Regions from separate parts of the Mus musculus genome. Here region 2 is linked to region 1. Evidence: chromatin loops called from intact Hi-C (ENCODE). Cell type or tissue: left cerebral cortex. All regions are shown on one strand.

Region 1 (8,000 bases):
CCGGAGCCCCACGCCTTGGCTCAGGCTGTTCCCCTTTTAAGCAGCCTTCTTTCTGTCCTACCTACTTGGCACTCGGTCTAATCCCACAGGAGCATGCTCCTCCCCACGGCCTCTCTGGTTTTTCTGATGGTCACTTCCTCCAAAGGTTTCCCTGCCTGCCATCCCAGGCAGGAAACACCCCAGAGGGGAATGGACAAAGCTCAGGTCACGAAATTTGACTGACAAAGTAGTCTTTGCTTTGCTCAGAGACACCCTCAATCTATCATCCTGACGGCTCCATGAAAGAGGAAACTGAAGGAAAGAGCAGACACGTAACCTGTCCTCAGTAGCACATCAAGTAGGAAAGAGAGCTTAGCTTTGAGCTCAGGGATCCGACCTGTAGCCTGAGACTCTACTGATAGTGAGAGGCGCTGAGACCATGGGGACCAGGGAGTGAGGAAGGGTGGCTAGCAACTGGGAGGGTGGGTTGGTAAGTTGAATAACAAGATCAGATGAGCAAGTGACACAGCAGAGAGAGGGAAAGGAGCAAGTGAGAGAGGGAGAGGGAGAGGGAGAGGGAGAGGGAGAGGGAGAGGGAGAGGGAGAGGGAGAGGGAGAGGGAGAGGGAGAGGCACTGAAAGCCCCAACAGGGATGGCTGTCAGTTCCCAAAGAAGAAGCCATAAGCTCCCCAGGGTGCAGCTGTGTGATGCTGAACACACAACACTCACTAACACTCTGGAGGGGGAGACATAGAGACCACCTAGGGCTCTTTGGTCCCAGCTCTAGCTCTGCTTCTGAGCCTCTGTGGGACCCTGGGCAAGCCAGACTACTGTCCACTCCAGGCTCAGCTTCCCCAACTTCAGGCACAATTCTTTGCTCTCCAGCCTCTCAGAGCCCCCGGCGTTCATGCTGCATGTTCATGCTGCCCCAGTGTGCACACAAGTGAAGGGCATGAGTGTATTACAAGTGCTCGTAGCCTTGACTTCCCCTGCAGGTAAATAGCACTCCTGGAAGGTTACAGGTGCGCCCTGGGCTGCTGGTGGCAGGCTCTTCCTAAGCACAGCCACAATGGGGCATGGTGCCAGCTCCAGCCTCGTACTGGGCATACTCCTTCCCTTATCAACATGGTGCCCCACAAGAAGCTGGCAAATGGTGTTCCACAAGGGACCCTGCCGCCGGGTCTCTCAGTTCCTAGGGGCTCCTTTGTGTTACCTGTGAAGCCATGTTTTACTCTGAGAAGGGGGCTCTTGGTGCATGTGAACCTGGGTACGGCCCTGTGCATATCTGCCGTCACCATAAGAATATGTCCCCGTACCCTCTCATCCAGGAAACAGGGAGAGAAAGAGAGAGCTGAGATGAACTCATCCTCCACTAATTCAGCCAGTTTCCAGTTGACTCCCAAAAGGCACGAGCAAGACAAGCGACTGCTGACCTGCATTGCAGCGTGGACTGCAAAGCCATTGATGATTGATACAAACTTTATATGTGTGACCCATTCTGTTTCCACCCCCACCACCACACCATCATCATCATCACCACCACCACCACCACCACCATTATTATGAGCACACTTCCTCAGTTTCCAAGAATACCAGTCTGAATCCAAGCAGAAGCTGCATACATCCTTGGTAGGAAACAGAAATAACTCACGGCTTGCATTTGCTGTGTTGGCCTCTGAGGACTCTCCTGACCCGGAGCTGTGGCTCCCGGGACCCTCCCTGAGAGCAGTGGGTATTTCCGCTGCCTGGTGCCTTCTCCATCACTCTCCTCAGTGAGCACGAACCACACCCAGTGAGAAGCTACAGCTCTTACTTAGCGGATTCAGGCCTCTGGGCTGGGAGACCAAGCACAGCATGACATGGGAGCCCATGCTTATGACCAAGGAGGGGACGGTTTACACCGTCTGCAGTGCAGCGATGGTCCCGAGGACGGCAGCTCCTTTGCTGATAACTGAGCAAGATGAACTGTTGGGTCCCTGACACACAAAATGGCAGCTGAGCACACCCCTGTCTGACAGAGTGTAGCCTTCTCCTAGAAGCCTGGACTGTGAAAAGCAAGGAGTTCTAGGGACTTGGAAAACTTGACAGAACCTTGCTCTTCTCATGAGAGGAAGGGAAGGATTTAGTACCTGACGTACCACTGAAGAAACTGAAACCCAGAGGCCTGAGTCTCAGAGAGAGTTGCAAGAGCAGCAAGAGATTTCACCTCAGGTGTCTGTCCTGAGGTCTGGTGGGACTCAACTCTCGCTGGGTTATTCAGTGTCTCCCACGAGGAACTGCCCCCCTCCCCAGATGCTAGGACTTCCGTGGAAGTCTTTATAATTGAAAGCGTGACACCTGCTCATGACTAGGGAGCCAGTGGGATGGAGAGGAAGCCGGGAAATAGACCAGAGTGTACTCAGCTCCAGCCGGGGGCGCCTTATGTGTGCTGTTGGTTAACACACGAGTCTTTCAGAGAGATAGAACTGTGTGAGGAGAGTCTGCAGACTCAGAGAACAAACTCCACGTGCATCTAAGGCAAAGAGCTACACCAGAGCTGGGAAGGCCACCGAAGCCCCCTCCAGGCTAGATGTGCAGAAAGACTGCTAACAGTGACACAAAATCAGAGGTATGCATGCCCGCCGCCTCAGCGTGACTCAACATGAGTGTCAACATAGCTTAGACTTTCTTTAAAATCATGCAAATAAAGCAAGCAAATAAACAAAAGCTGGAAATTTAATTTATTATTATTATTTGCTTTAAAGGACAGCAATAAGAAAATGAAGATGAGCCGGGTGTGGTGACACATGCCTTAAATCCCAGCACTTGGGAAACAAAGGCAGGTGGCTCTCTATGAGCTCAATGCTAGCCTAGTCTACATAGCGAGTTCCAGGCCATCTAGGTCTACATAGTGAGAACTGTCTGAAAAATATGCTTTTTATTTAAAAATTTTAGAAAGAAAATAAAATGAAAACGACCCACAATATGGGAGAAAAATATTTGCAAATCAGGTTTCTCATAAAAGGCTGCATCTAGAATTTGTAAAAAAATTTTTTTAATTAATAAAAAAAAGAGAAAGAGAGAAACAAACCAATTACAAATGAGCAAAGGACTTTCATAAGCATGTGGATAAAAAGGAGCAAATGTAAGCCCAGACTAAGCTGCTCAGCGCCAGTGGCCATTAGGGAAATGCAAATCAAAGGCACAGTGACACGGTGCCTCTCCCCTGCCGGGACAGTTGCATTAAAGAGACAGATTATAACCGTCTTCCATAGAGGAAGGAAACTGGACTTCTCATCTCCTGCTGGAGGGGATGCAGAATGGTGTGTGGACTTTGGAAAGTCTGGTCATCCTGCAGAAGGTTGCACATAGAGTTCCCGCATGACCCAGCAATTTCTGGGTTGTGCAAGCAAGAAAACTGGGACCAACAGTCCCTGGGCAAACCTGTATGTGAGTGTTCAGAGTAGCACTGTGATAGCCAGAAAATGGAGACTGCTCATGTACCAACAGCCGACAAACCCAGGAAGTCCAAGGTTCGATTCCAAAAGGCATAAAGAAAGTCTAGGAGGGACAATGGTATGTGTGCGTGAATTTGGATGAACAAGTGAAGGGAAGATGTGCCATTCTGAGATGCAGCTAGGGAAGAAAGCAGGGTTGGCCAAAGGCAAGCCAAATCTGACCAGAGGAGCATGGCCGCCAGAGGGCAGCCTTACCTCCAGGGAGGAGATGCTGGGTCAGCTCTTTGAGGACCAGACTTGAAGAACCAGGAAACCCCCATAACCTTTCCTTTCACAGAGCCTCCCCAGTTACCTCTACAGCCAAATCTAGACCTTGGAATATGGCGGGGGGGGGAGGGTCAAGTTTTGGAGACATGTGGGCCTGAGTTCAAATCTTACCTCCATTACTTAGTAAAATCACCTGAGTCTATTTCTCTGATTGGAAAATCAGGGTCCTTTAGGGAAGCAATGGCACTCTTCATGTTTGTTTTTGAACAAAGCTGGGAATTCTTTGTCGCCCCTGTCATCAGAGGTGGTGTCTGTTTTGCTTCATTGTAAATCTAGGCTGCCCATCAAGAGAGCCACAGCCTCCTTGGGGGTTCCTATGAGCCGCACTTTGGGCCAGGTACTTCTCATGCCCAATCTTCCATGCTAGCCAGGTTTCTGGTATGGACCACATTCTAGGCATATTTGTGTTTTGTAAATACTCATGCGTTTAACCCTGAACACCCACAGGAGACAAGCCCCATTACCAGCCCGTGTTACAGATGTGGAAATGAAGATGTAGAGATTGTTTAAGCCCTTGTCCACGTTCACAGCGTTGGTAAGAAGCAGAGCCACACCCCAGGCATTACGACACCAGATCCCTCCACATTCCCGCCTGCACCCTACCCCTTGTCCTGCCCTGGGAGGCAGTAGGCACTCAGAAAGTGTCTGCCAAGACGACCTTAATCCACCGATACACTTCTACTCAGCTGAATAAACTATGCTATGGCTTCCTCTCACCCACGACTCAGAGGCTCCTCCTTACTATCTCCACAAAATGACCAGACCTGGAGAACCAGTGTCCGCTCAGTTGCAACTTTTTCTTTCTCCTAAGTAGTCTGTATATATACTAACGGGGTGGGGAGTGGGGGCGATATGCATCCAATTAACTTCAAATTTAGCTCATAATGAACTTATCTCATTTTGCTACCAGCTCGGTTCTCATCGTGTGGCAGTAATTAACCACTGGGGGTTGTCACTCCTAGACACACGGCACAAAAATCCTCCAACCCTTGCTTCAAGCCCTTGCAGAATTCATTACTCTGACAGTGTGCAAAGCCTTCACTTTGAATGCCACAGAGTACACACTCAACTCCCCCTCCACCTACCTGATGGTGAGTGGGAGGGAGAGAAAGGACTGCACCCCACTCTCACTACCGGGGCTGTCATTAACTGTGAAGGAGTTTGGGGTGGAGTAGGTGGGCAGGAAGCTAGTGATGGCCTTGGCCAAGGAAGGGGCTGCTGTCCTTGGTCCTGACCGTCCTTGTTGGACTAGAGGTCCTGCCCTCGGACCGGAGGTCTCTGCATGCTGTCTCTCCCTCCAGCTCAGCTATAAAGGACTTTGGTGGAATTGATTGGAAAAGATTCTTCACACCAATGCTCTGTGAGTTGGTGGCCTTATTGCTGACATGGGGACAGAAAGAAAGGCTGGTTCTGGCCTCGGGTAAGACGAGCCCAGCAGTGTCTGCCTGACAGCTGCACACAGTCCCTGCTTCCCCAGAGCCTCTGAGCTGCACCCAGTGAGAAGAGGTTAAAGGACAGCCTTATTGTCACGTGCCCAGGACAGAAACCTCTCGAAGGAGACAGGGTTGTTGGCCTCTGCCACAGGTCTCCTCACTAAATATACACACGGGTGTGCAGAACCTCTTCAGCTAGCTGAGAGAAGTCCTGGTTTTTACTTGGTTTCATTTGGAACCTTTTGACTACATCAATGCTAATAACTAATGTAACTTTAAAACACACACACACACACATGATGGTTTTCTGCAGGCTTTTACAATCAAGTTTACTTTAAAAATTAAAAACAAAATTAAAACAAATAAATACATCCCGAGGAACAAAGAAAATATGTCCAAAGCCCATGTCTAGGCCTCAGACTGCCAGTTTTCCACCATAACTCACCCTTACGGCCCCCGAGTCCCATCTCACCCACATCACCAGCACCAGCACCAGCCCTGCCCACTGCCAGGCCTGGTGAGAATCAGGACTGCTGCCTGGTGCCCAGATACCTGACAGAGAGGAAAGTCCCTGAGGGCGGAGAACAGAGAGACAGCATTTGGGAAGATGGTGTGTGTGTGTGTGTGTGTGTGTGTGTGTGTGTAGTCAGCTCCCCGGGGCCACCCTGTCTCTTCATTCCTGTGGGTGACACTCCTAGCTTCCTGGCCACTCCACTTTCAAAGTGAAAAAATTTCCTATGAAAATGAGAACTTCCCTTTCACCCAGTGGGGTCTCCAAGCCCTGAGAACTCTCTGTCCCCCTCCTCCACAGCACCCACCTGTCCTGGAACACGCTGTTCCTCCCTCCCACCATTCTTTCAACTGCTCCTCCCTACCCCCACCCCATGCCAGGGTCCACACGAAGAGTGCAAAGGCTACACACACCCCAGCTCCTAGCCCTGTTTTATCAGCTCGCCGCTGTGATTGCAGATGCTTTCTCCTCCTTCACGATTGCTCATGGCGTCTTCCCAAAAGCCCCTTTCTCACAGCCAAAGAGCATCAAGGGATCTGAGGAATGCCCTCACAATTCACAAAGCAGGCATAAAGGTGGGCAGTGCACAGGCCCCTCAGTGTCACCTGACTCCCCAGTGGCAGCACAACGGGCATGTCTCCGAGGGAATGTATGTATCTAGGTTTGCAGAGGTGTGCGTAAGCTGACCTTTGACCCAGTGAGGAAGGCCCAGGCTAACACGCAGACTTCCACAGGGTAAGAGACATGACCTCCTAGGTTTCATATGACATTAACCAATTTTGTTTTTAATCTGGTTTTTATGCTAATATTATTTTTTAAATGCTTTCCCTAAGGAATTGGAAGTACAGTTCAGTGATAGTGAGCATGCTTAGCACACACACAGGCCCCGGATTCAACCCAAGCACTGCCCACCCACAGCTATTTATTGTTTGTTTGAGACAGGGTTTCTCTGTGTAGCCAAGCCTATCATGGAACTTACTCTGTAGACCAGGCTGGCCCAGAACTGAGACTCGAATGCCCCTGCCTCCAGAGTACTGGGATTAACAGCATGTGTTACCATGCCTGGATAATGTATTTTTTATTTAAAAAAAAAATTAGAGGCCTCCAGAGATGGCTCAGTAGTTAAGAACACTGGCTACTTTTCCAGAGGACCTTGGTCTGACTCTCAGTGCCTGTGTAGCTATGGAGGCTCACAACAACCTGTAACTTCAGTTCCAGAGAAGCCAATGCCCTCTTCTGGCCTCTGTAGGCAACAGACAGATACACAGCACACAGACATACATGGAGGCAAAACACCTACATACAAAATAAAATAAAATAATTTACTTTTTTTGGTGCACGAGTGCTTGTGTGTGCATGCATGTGCTGGTCAGAGGACAGCTTGTGGGAGTGATTTTTCTCCTCCCCCCATGTGGGCTCTGGGTCGTCAGACTTTGCAGCAAATGCTCTCATCCACTGAGCCGTCTTCCCAGCCCACAAACACAGCATAAAAAAACAAAAACGTTTTAAAAGGCCTTTCCTGATAGAGGGTATAAATTCCTCTTTCTCAAATAGTCTTGGAACCAACAAATTTCCTTATTGGTTACAAATCGATTCAAGTGTTCATGTCATATATTATCATTTTTGCATTGGTATATTCACACTATGGCTTGGGTCAGTGTCTGTCAAAGGTTCCTGTGCTAATGGCTTTGTCCCCAGAGTGGCACTATCGGAGAAATGTTGATACTGTAGAAAAGTATGACCTGGGGAGGTCCTTAGGCCATTTTGAGGGTATTATGGGACCCTGGCCTTTTTAGTTTTTACTTCCTGGTCATTAAGAAAAGTGTCACCCATATATATTACCTCCCGCTGTGATCCAATGTCCCCTCTAGAGGCTCAAAGCTTCAGCTCCCTGGACCTTGGGCTAGAAACTCAAGTACTGTGAGCTGAGTACACCTCTCTCTGGGAATTAATTATCCCTAGTGTCATATTACAGCAATGACAATTACATTTTTAACTGTTCAAAATGTATTTGACACCTGTTGTAGGAATCTTGCCAAAGACATTGAGTGGCATGAGCTGAAGATTTCTAGCAAGATGGATAACTGCCACTATGGGGGCAATAATGGAACAATGTCAGGGGCTCAGATAGGGAACGAGGCCTGGTACACAGCCTCTCATCTGCACACAGTGTATATGGCACTGGCTCACAGCCCATGAGCAGCAGCAACTGAGATGTACAAATAGCTTGCCCTGAAGTCCTTCTTCTGACCTGCCACAGTCTAAGGGTGTGAAGATCACAGGGGTGGTGTGTGTGTGTGTATCCTGCCGTAG
Region 2 (8,000 bases), 240 kb before region 1:
CACTCAGGCACAGACAGTTAAAGTCCTGTGTAGCCTGTGTAGCCTTGAGTTTGCTGCATAGCCCAGTCTGGCCTCGAACTCTTGATCCCCTTTTCTTAACTCCTTGAGTATTAGAATTATGGCTGGCATCATACCTGGCCGAGAAGTATTTCCTGCTTAGGGCGTAGCTTGGGTATGGAAGGAACTCAGTATTTTTCTTCTTCCTTGAGCAGTGACATCAATAGGAAGAGGCCCAACTGGGTGTTGAAATGTTTGGGGCTTTTGAGGTTGAGGTCATCCTAATGAGGTATCTGTACTCTGAGAGTCACAAAAGCTAAAGCAACACATTGAATATATGTCTTAGCACTCTGGAACTCTCCAGTGCCACTAATATAAACCTGTGTGGGCTGTCCTTTTTTTTTTTTTTTTAAATGACCCTTGAGTTTGTGCTTGTCCCAGCCAATAGCGTAAGTTTGTCTTGCTCTGCTGAGTTTGTTCTGGAATGGAGTGCCATGCACTGGGTGGCTGGGAGGCTCAGGCACAGCCTGCCAGGTGTCTGGTCCCTGTCATCTCACCTTCCATCTCCCAACACTCAGGTTGCTCATTAGGGGTCAGCGTCCAGTCTTAAAGGAACACAGACACTGGACCACAGAAAGGTAGTCGTCTTCCTGTTTCTCTCCGTTCATGAAGGTGGGATAAGTTTCTTGGGAGCTCACTGTCACTTGTGTGTGGCACATGAGGGTGGTGGTCGCGATAATGCTCTGCCTTGTGCAAGGCAAACGTCTCCTTCATGCTGTGTCTGATTCCAGGTTGCTCATTTGGAGGGGAAGAGTGGCTGTAACAAGAATATTTAAATTTCTGAAAGATATCAAGTTAAAGAGGAACTAGAATTGTGTGTATTAGTAAAAATAGTTAACCATTTGTTGAGGGCCTTGTCTGTTTTAGCTATACTTGAGCTTTCCTGAGTTACATGTGTGGCAAGGCATGTACCATGTCTTTTACAGATGGTAAAACAGGCTCAGGGAGGTGTACTGGAATATTCAAGGTCAAATGGGTATAAAGTGATGTCACAATGAAAACCAAGATCTCTCTAATCTCAAAGCCTGTTATCTGTCAGGCTGTGCTGACTCAGTAGTGAGAGATCCCATGGAGACACTCTTAGGTGACAGAGAGGCCGAGCACCCCAGCTGTCCCACTTCCCTTCAGAGGAGAGCTGGGAGCAGAAAGTAGACCGTTCTGTTCAGGAGCTGTTGTGGGGAGAATGGAATATGGCTTACTTTGGAAGCCATATTCCTCATGATTGTCTTCACACATCATCTTCTGAGGGTTTTCCAGCCCAGACAAAGCCACTCCTGTCATTTTGTTCTTAAGGACTTGGTAATTGCCCTTAGGCAAATTGAAATTTAAGTTGAGTTTCAGTGTGTTGACATTACGGTCTGCTGTATCTTCAATGTGACTGGCTCTGCTGTGTTTGTCACACACTATCACATGGCCTACTGGGATTGTGCAGACCTAAACCTGCCCAAAGTGCAACACGACAAGTCAGGTCACCCTTTGACCACTTAGGAAAATGCTGACTTCTATACGTGGCTACTGTCTTGTCCCTTTGCTGCACAGAAGCACTGACTGTCAGTCAGGGGACGGCATCTGAGAGCCAGACACGAACTCCCTTCCTTGAAATGGTGGTCGGCCTCTGATGGCTGGGAGTAGCGAGGAGGCTGCTGCGCTGATAACGTAGCTCACGTGGGTTCGGGGCCAGCACTGCAAAAAGAAAAGAGTCATAGGAATGTTAATGTGTAGCCAAAAGTTTGACAAGCTCGTGATTATGCTGATTTTAACTTTTAGAAGAGCACATATGCAAACAGTGTATGAAATTGTGTTTTGTAGTTGACTCACCTCGATGAGGATTGCGTGACAGAGCTTTCTGTACATCACCGCAGCAGCAGGCAGACAATGGAGGATTTAATTTCGTCGGTAAGAAATGCAGCATGAACTGAAACATGGTGACTTTTGTTTCATCGTCCTTCTGTTTTGTTTGTGATTGACAGTGATGTAGCATTTTTAGGACCATGGGCCATCATGAATGTAACTGTGGCAGTGTATATTCGTGTATGAGACAGTTCTTTCCTTGCATCTTCTGGATGATGTTCTCTTAAAACCTTCGATGGCTTGTTTATTTGCTTGTTCTGTGTGTATGTGTGTGGGTGGGTGAGCACGTGCTGCGGGAAGTGTGTAGAGCTCAGAGGACAGCGTGTGGAAGTTGGTTCTCTCTTTTTACTCAGGAGGTCAGCCTGATGACGAATGCCTGTACCCCCTGAGCTCTCTCAGCATTCCTCGATGTCCTCTTTAAATAAGAACACTCTGCGCTTTGGACATTGGTTAGAGAGATGTGATGTTTACACAGTTGAGAATCAGAGCAAGTTAATCCACAGGGAAGTGGTAGTGCTTGTTGTCATGGTTTTGAAGTTCTCAGACGCAGAAATCTGGTTCTGCAGTAAATATGAAGAAGGCAACATACTTACACATGCTTTCACATACGTCCAAGGGTAGGCATGTAGCCAGTGGTAGAGTACTTGCATGGTATGCTTGAAGCTCTGGGTTCTAGCTCTAGCACCAGAACAAAACAGGAACAAAAAGGTTTCTTTTCAAACAAACAAGGGGCTTGTATTGTAGTCCGGGTAGTAGGCTCCAAATAACATGCCCTATACTCTCTCTGTTTCTGACTTCTTTGTCTGTTTTTCTGTCTGCATATCTCTCTCTCTCTCTCTCTCTCACACACACACACACACACACACACACCCCACACACACACCCCATACACACACCCCACACACACACACATACGAACGTATGCACGCACGAAACCTTGATGTATGCATCTCTCTCTCTCTCTCTCTCTCTCTCTCTCTCACACACACACACACACACACACACACACACACACACACACACGAACACACACACACGAACACACGCACGCACGCACGAAACCTTGATGTATGCCTCAGCTGGCCTTACCCTGGAGTTCACTGTCTACCTTGAACTGTCTTCCTGCATCTGCCTTCCTGGCACTGGGAACACAGGCATCTGCCACTGCCCAGCTCACACCATAGTTTTCTTTCCTAAAACAGCCCTGTGGTCTGCTGTTCATCGTCCAGCTTATGAAGCTCATGGTTAGGACAATATTGGCACGATTTCTGATGTTGGATTGCTTTTGCTTTTTCAGGTCCTTTATATCCACATGAAACCTGTAGTCTCCCTAGAGATCACAACTCTGAGTCCCATCTCGGGTAGCAAGTGAGGCTCATACCTCCATGTGCTCCTGTTCAACACTTTGTCTTTGTCACCCGTGCTTTGTATTTTTGTTTGTTTGTTTGTTTGTTTTGCATAGTCCAGTTTAGAAATCTTAACAGTTTGTTTTGAAACAGCTTTACTGCTTTGCCATGAGAGCTTTGCAATGTGAAGAAACTCTGAGTGCCGCCATGCAGTGGTTCTGGGCCATGGTGACAGAATGTCAAGAATTGGAAGCTAATGCAGACTGTCTTAATGTCCCCTTAGTCTCAAACAGTACAAATTTGAAATTTCTATTTCAGCAACCTAAAAATTTTTGCATGCTTTTTTGGGAGGGGGTGGGGGATAATCTTTAATTAAAAATTACATTTAATGCCACCTGTAATCCCAGCCCTCAGAAGGCTGAGGCAGGAGAGAGACCGCCTCACACTGGCCAGCCCCACAGCCGTGGGAGCTCACTCCTATAATTTCAACTTGGGAAGTTGAAATGAGGAATTTGATGCTAATCTGGGCAAACCTGGGCTACATTCTGAGACTCTGTCTCAAAGAATGAACAAAAACCAGCTCCTGGTCACCATGTAGGATTAATGCTGCCCTTGGCTCTAGAGAAGTTTCTTACTGCAGAGGGAGGGAGGCAGTCAATGCAGAAACCTCTAACTGGTCAGAGTGATGGCGCCGTGTGTGACCCCAAATGAGCCATCACCTTCTCCAAAGCTCAGAACATGTAGAAACATGGACAGAAAGAGTGTATGAGTGTATGAGCCCGAGGATGGGGCTGTGCTGTGAAAGATGTCTTTCTGGCCTTTGTACTCATGCCCTCACTGCACAGGATCGGCCGGTCAACGTTTCATTGTGGGTGGGACGATTGGCATTAATGGTTTCAGGGGAAGGTGCCATTTTCTCGGTGCCGTAGTCACTGATAAATTGGCCACACTCCAGCAATAGCCTTCACCCAGTGGGCCACACACAGCCAGCAGGGTGGGAGGAGAAGGCTTGTTGGGAAGAGGGGTTCATGGGAGTGGGCGTGGTATGAGAGGGGCTTGGGGCTGACAAAAACTAAAATTCATTGGGTACATATGTGAAATTCTCAAAGAATAAAGGTAGGGTTACATAGGTTTTATATAATTATTTTTCTTTAGAAAGGTTGAGGTTCAGAAAGTTCACATTTGTTCTAAATACTTTCCAGTTTGAGATAGAAGCCAGCTCTGTATAGCCGAGGCTGGCCTTGAACTTTCAATCCTGCTTCAGCCTTCTTAGTACTGGAATCACAGTGTCACCATGCCCAGTCTTTACTTTCCAATTAATTAATTAACTAATTAATTAAATTTGGTTTTTTTTGAGACAAGGTTTTTCTCTGTAGCCCTGGCTGTCTTGGCTGTCTTGGAACTTACTCTATAGACCAGACTGCCCTTAAACTCAGAGATCTGCCTGCCTCTGCTTCCTGAGTGCTGCGACTAATGGCATACAGGGCTTTTACCTTCCAGTTTAAAGATCTTTGGTGATCCACCAAGGTTGTTATAATTGCTAAGGAAGTTTGGAGCTCTGCCTTTGTTTTGGGGCTACCTTGACCAATCAGTTCTCGTGCCTTATGCTACTGTGGTACCATTGATCTTTGTGACAAGACAGAAGAAACACTGACACACAGACGGAGGCTCTGCAAACACTCCTAAACTTTTCCCTTGTCTGTCTGCTTGCTTATTTTGAGACAAGATTTTGCTCTATAACCCAGGCTGGTCTGGAATTGCCTGTAAAGTCCAGGCTGGCTTCGTATTTCCACCAGCTTTCCTGCCTCAGCCTCCTGAGCGCTGGGATTAAACATTTGAGTCACCATACATGACTTCTAAATTATTTTATTGATAAATGTTTCTATGGAGTAGTCAGATTCCCCCTGGCTTACAGGTTGGCCCATGTCATTGTTCCTGTCCTGGAGTCCCAGCAGTGGTGCCCCGCTTCTGGCTTATCACTGCCCTCCTCTTCCTGCTCTGAGTGGTTCTCCCGAGGGCCTGTGAAGCTAACATTTAACTTCGAGAGGATTGTAGCGCCCTGTGTGGTGGTGCGCCCTTTATTCCTGGCACTCAGGATTCCAATGCAGGCAGATCTCGTGAGTTCACAGCCAGCTTGGGCTACATAGCAAGTGCCAGGACAGCCAGAGCTGTGCAGAGACCCTCTCTCAACAAACCGGGGAAGTGGTCAGTTGTCAAGACAGCTCAGTGGGTAAAGGTGCTTGTTGCCAAGGCTGACAACCCGACTTCGAGTCTGGAACCTACAGAGTAGAAGGAGGCTGTGGACCCTTTGGCTTCCGTGTGTCCATTCCCCCACATAAACTTTTAAAAAGTTAAAAGTGTTTATAGTTCTCTAGAGAGAGAACTTTTTCCTAACAGGCAACCCTATCAGCATCAGACATTTGCTTTCAGAGGAGGGAGTGACCCAACAGGTGAGGATGCAGGGGGGAAGCCACTGCATTGCTCTCTCTCCCCTAGCTTCCCGGGCCCTCATCGAATCGGAGGGGTACAAAGGGACCACAGCCCAGAGGGTTTATAAGTGGATGGCTTTTGCCAAGGGAAAGAGGAAGCACAGGCACGTGTAGAGAACACGCATAAACTGTTGTGAGGTAATTCTACCAGGGACATATGGACGTTCTTAAAGCTGAATAGAAAGTCTGTTCTAAAATATCTAGAGCACTATCCTCAAATCATTCACAGTGCTTGGATTAGGTTAGTATAGTGACAGCCTCCTCTTTTATTTTGGTGGTACTGGGGGGTTGAACCCAGGACCTCAGGTGTCCGGATGAGTGCTGTACAGCCTGCTAGCTAATGTCTTTCTTATCCTCTGTCTCTGTCTGTCTGTCTGTCTCTCTCTCTCTCTTTCTCTTTCTTTCTTTCTTTCTTTCTTTCTTTCTTTCTTTCTTTCTCTCTCTCTCTCTCTCCCTCCCTCCCTGTCTGTCTGTCTGTCTTTCTTTCTTTAAAAGATTTATTTATTATTATATTTAAGTACACTGTAGCTGTCTTCAGATGCACCAGATCTCATTACGGATGGTCGTGAGCCATCATGTGGTTGCTGGGATTTGAACTCAGGACCTTTGGAAGAGCAGTCGGTGCTCTTAACCACTGAGCTATGTCTCCAGCCCATTCTGTGTCTTTCAAACAGGGTTTGTTTGTTTTTATAAATTTGTTTTCAAAAGGTGGCAGCACACGTGACACGATGGATGTGGAGGATCTTTAGTATAATTGGGGAAAAGGAAGGATTTAGTTCTGCAGTTCTTTCTCTGAAGTCTTTTCTGCCCCCTGCTATGATGTGTACAATAGTCAGAATTCCACTGTAATTATCACAACATACAGTATTTTATTCTCTTTCTAGATTGAAAGGACCAGCATGAAAATTTCAACTCATTTATTATATGTGAGCCTATGTAAAATATTAACTGACAAAATAACAAAAGCTATGCCCTTTGTGCCACGCCCTTCTTGAGAGCACATCATGGCATTAAATATTACTCCATTATTAAAAGTTAGCGCCTTTTTTTTTTTTTTTTTTTTTTTTGGTAAGTACAGAAGCTCGTAGTCTGAATTTACTTTGAGTCTGTAAGTATTTTCTGAAATCTCATTAAAACAATAGAAAAGGACTTTAAAAAAATTAAAAGCTTTCTAGGACACATATATAAACAGGAGACAAATGGACATCAAGAAATTTTTTAAATTTATGAAATAGGTCGCAGAGGATAAGAGGAGTTGGGAGAAAGCCGACGGCCACCTGTTTGTGAGGGAAGAGGTAATGGGGGCACCGACTCGCGCTCTAGAATTCCGGGAAAGGGTCAGTTAGCAAGGAAGAAGGACGAGAACGGGAAGGCATGGCAATCAAATACATAATGCAGGAATGGGGAACTGGGTAAAAAGAATAATATTTTCAGAACTAGGGGAAGCTAGTTAGTTCTTAAAGAAGATTAAGGTGTGTTCATAAAGAACTTTTTAAGTGCTAGCCCCCAGAACTCGAAACTCTCCACAGAAATAAAAAAAACTCAGTAGAAATGTTTGAAAATGAAGTTAAGGTGAAGTTTTCAAAAGTAGGAGTAAGAAACAAAAGATACAAACTGAGAGAAGGGGTAAGAAAGCTGTATCGTGACATTTTAATTGTAGTAAGAGAAGGCTAAACAGTGACATGGTCAGGGGAACCATCAAAGGAAATGGACCAGGATTTAGCATTGTGGATGAAATCAGATACACAAATCAATGTCTCCTCTAGAGGGATTTCAGAAAGCTGGGGAGGACCACAAGTTTCAGAGACAAAAACTAAGGCCATATACAAAGGCATGGGAGCTAGACTGTGTGTTTGTATGTTAGTATGTATATATGTATGCATGCATGCATATATGTGTGGGTTATTTTTTTTTTTTTGGTTTTTCGAGACAGGGTTTCTCTGTGTAGCCCTGGTTGTCCTGGAACTCATTCTGTAGACCAGGCTGGCCTCGAACTCAGAAATCCACTTGTCTCTGCCTCCCGAGTGCTGGGATTAAAGGCGTGTGCCACCATGCCCGGCACGTGTGTATTTTTTAAGACAAGGTTTGTTTATGTAGCCCCGGCTGTCCTAGAACTTGCTCTGTAGATCAGGGTAGCTTCAAACTCAGAGCTCTCCTGCCTCTGCTTCCTAAGTGCTGGGCTTAAAAGCGTATGCTACCATCCAACCTGCGTTAGACTTTTAAAAATAGCTATGCTAGAATCAAAAGGAATAGTATC

Evidence for each region. Hi-C counts contacts between places; a loop is a spot of excess contacts. Peaks named below come from ENCODE experiments on the same cell type or tissue, not always from the same donor. Only the 100,000 strongest peaks of a DNase experiment are listed, where the experiment ranks them.
Region 2: it touches region 1 in a loop (2.3-fold over the local background); 5 of 42 quality-filtered maps call a loop at or near these places.

Annotation. Positions count from the first base shown.
Region 1 is chr4:44,573,826-44,581,825 of GRCm38, forward strand. All of the region lies in intron 7 of Pax5 (paired box 5), which reads right to left. Among named protein-coding and RNA genes, the nearest start is that of Mir5120, 30 kb to the right of the region's middle. In left cerebral cortex, a CTCF peak has its summit at 3,647 (motif pointing right); a DNase peak (open chromatin) is centred at 3,637.
Region 2 is chr4:44,331,014-44,339,013 of GRCm38, forward strand. Melk (maternal embryonic leucine zipper kinase) reads left to right here. Exons shown (of 18, transcript NM_010790.2): 11 at 1,867-1,953. Among named protein-coding and RNA genes, the nearest start is that of Melk, 34 kb to the left of the region's middle. In left cerebral cortex, no CTCF peak of the experiment used is centred here; no DNase peak of the experiment used is centred here.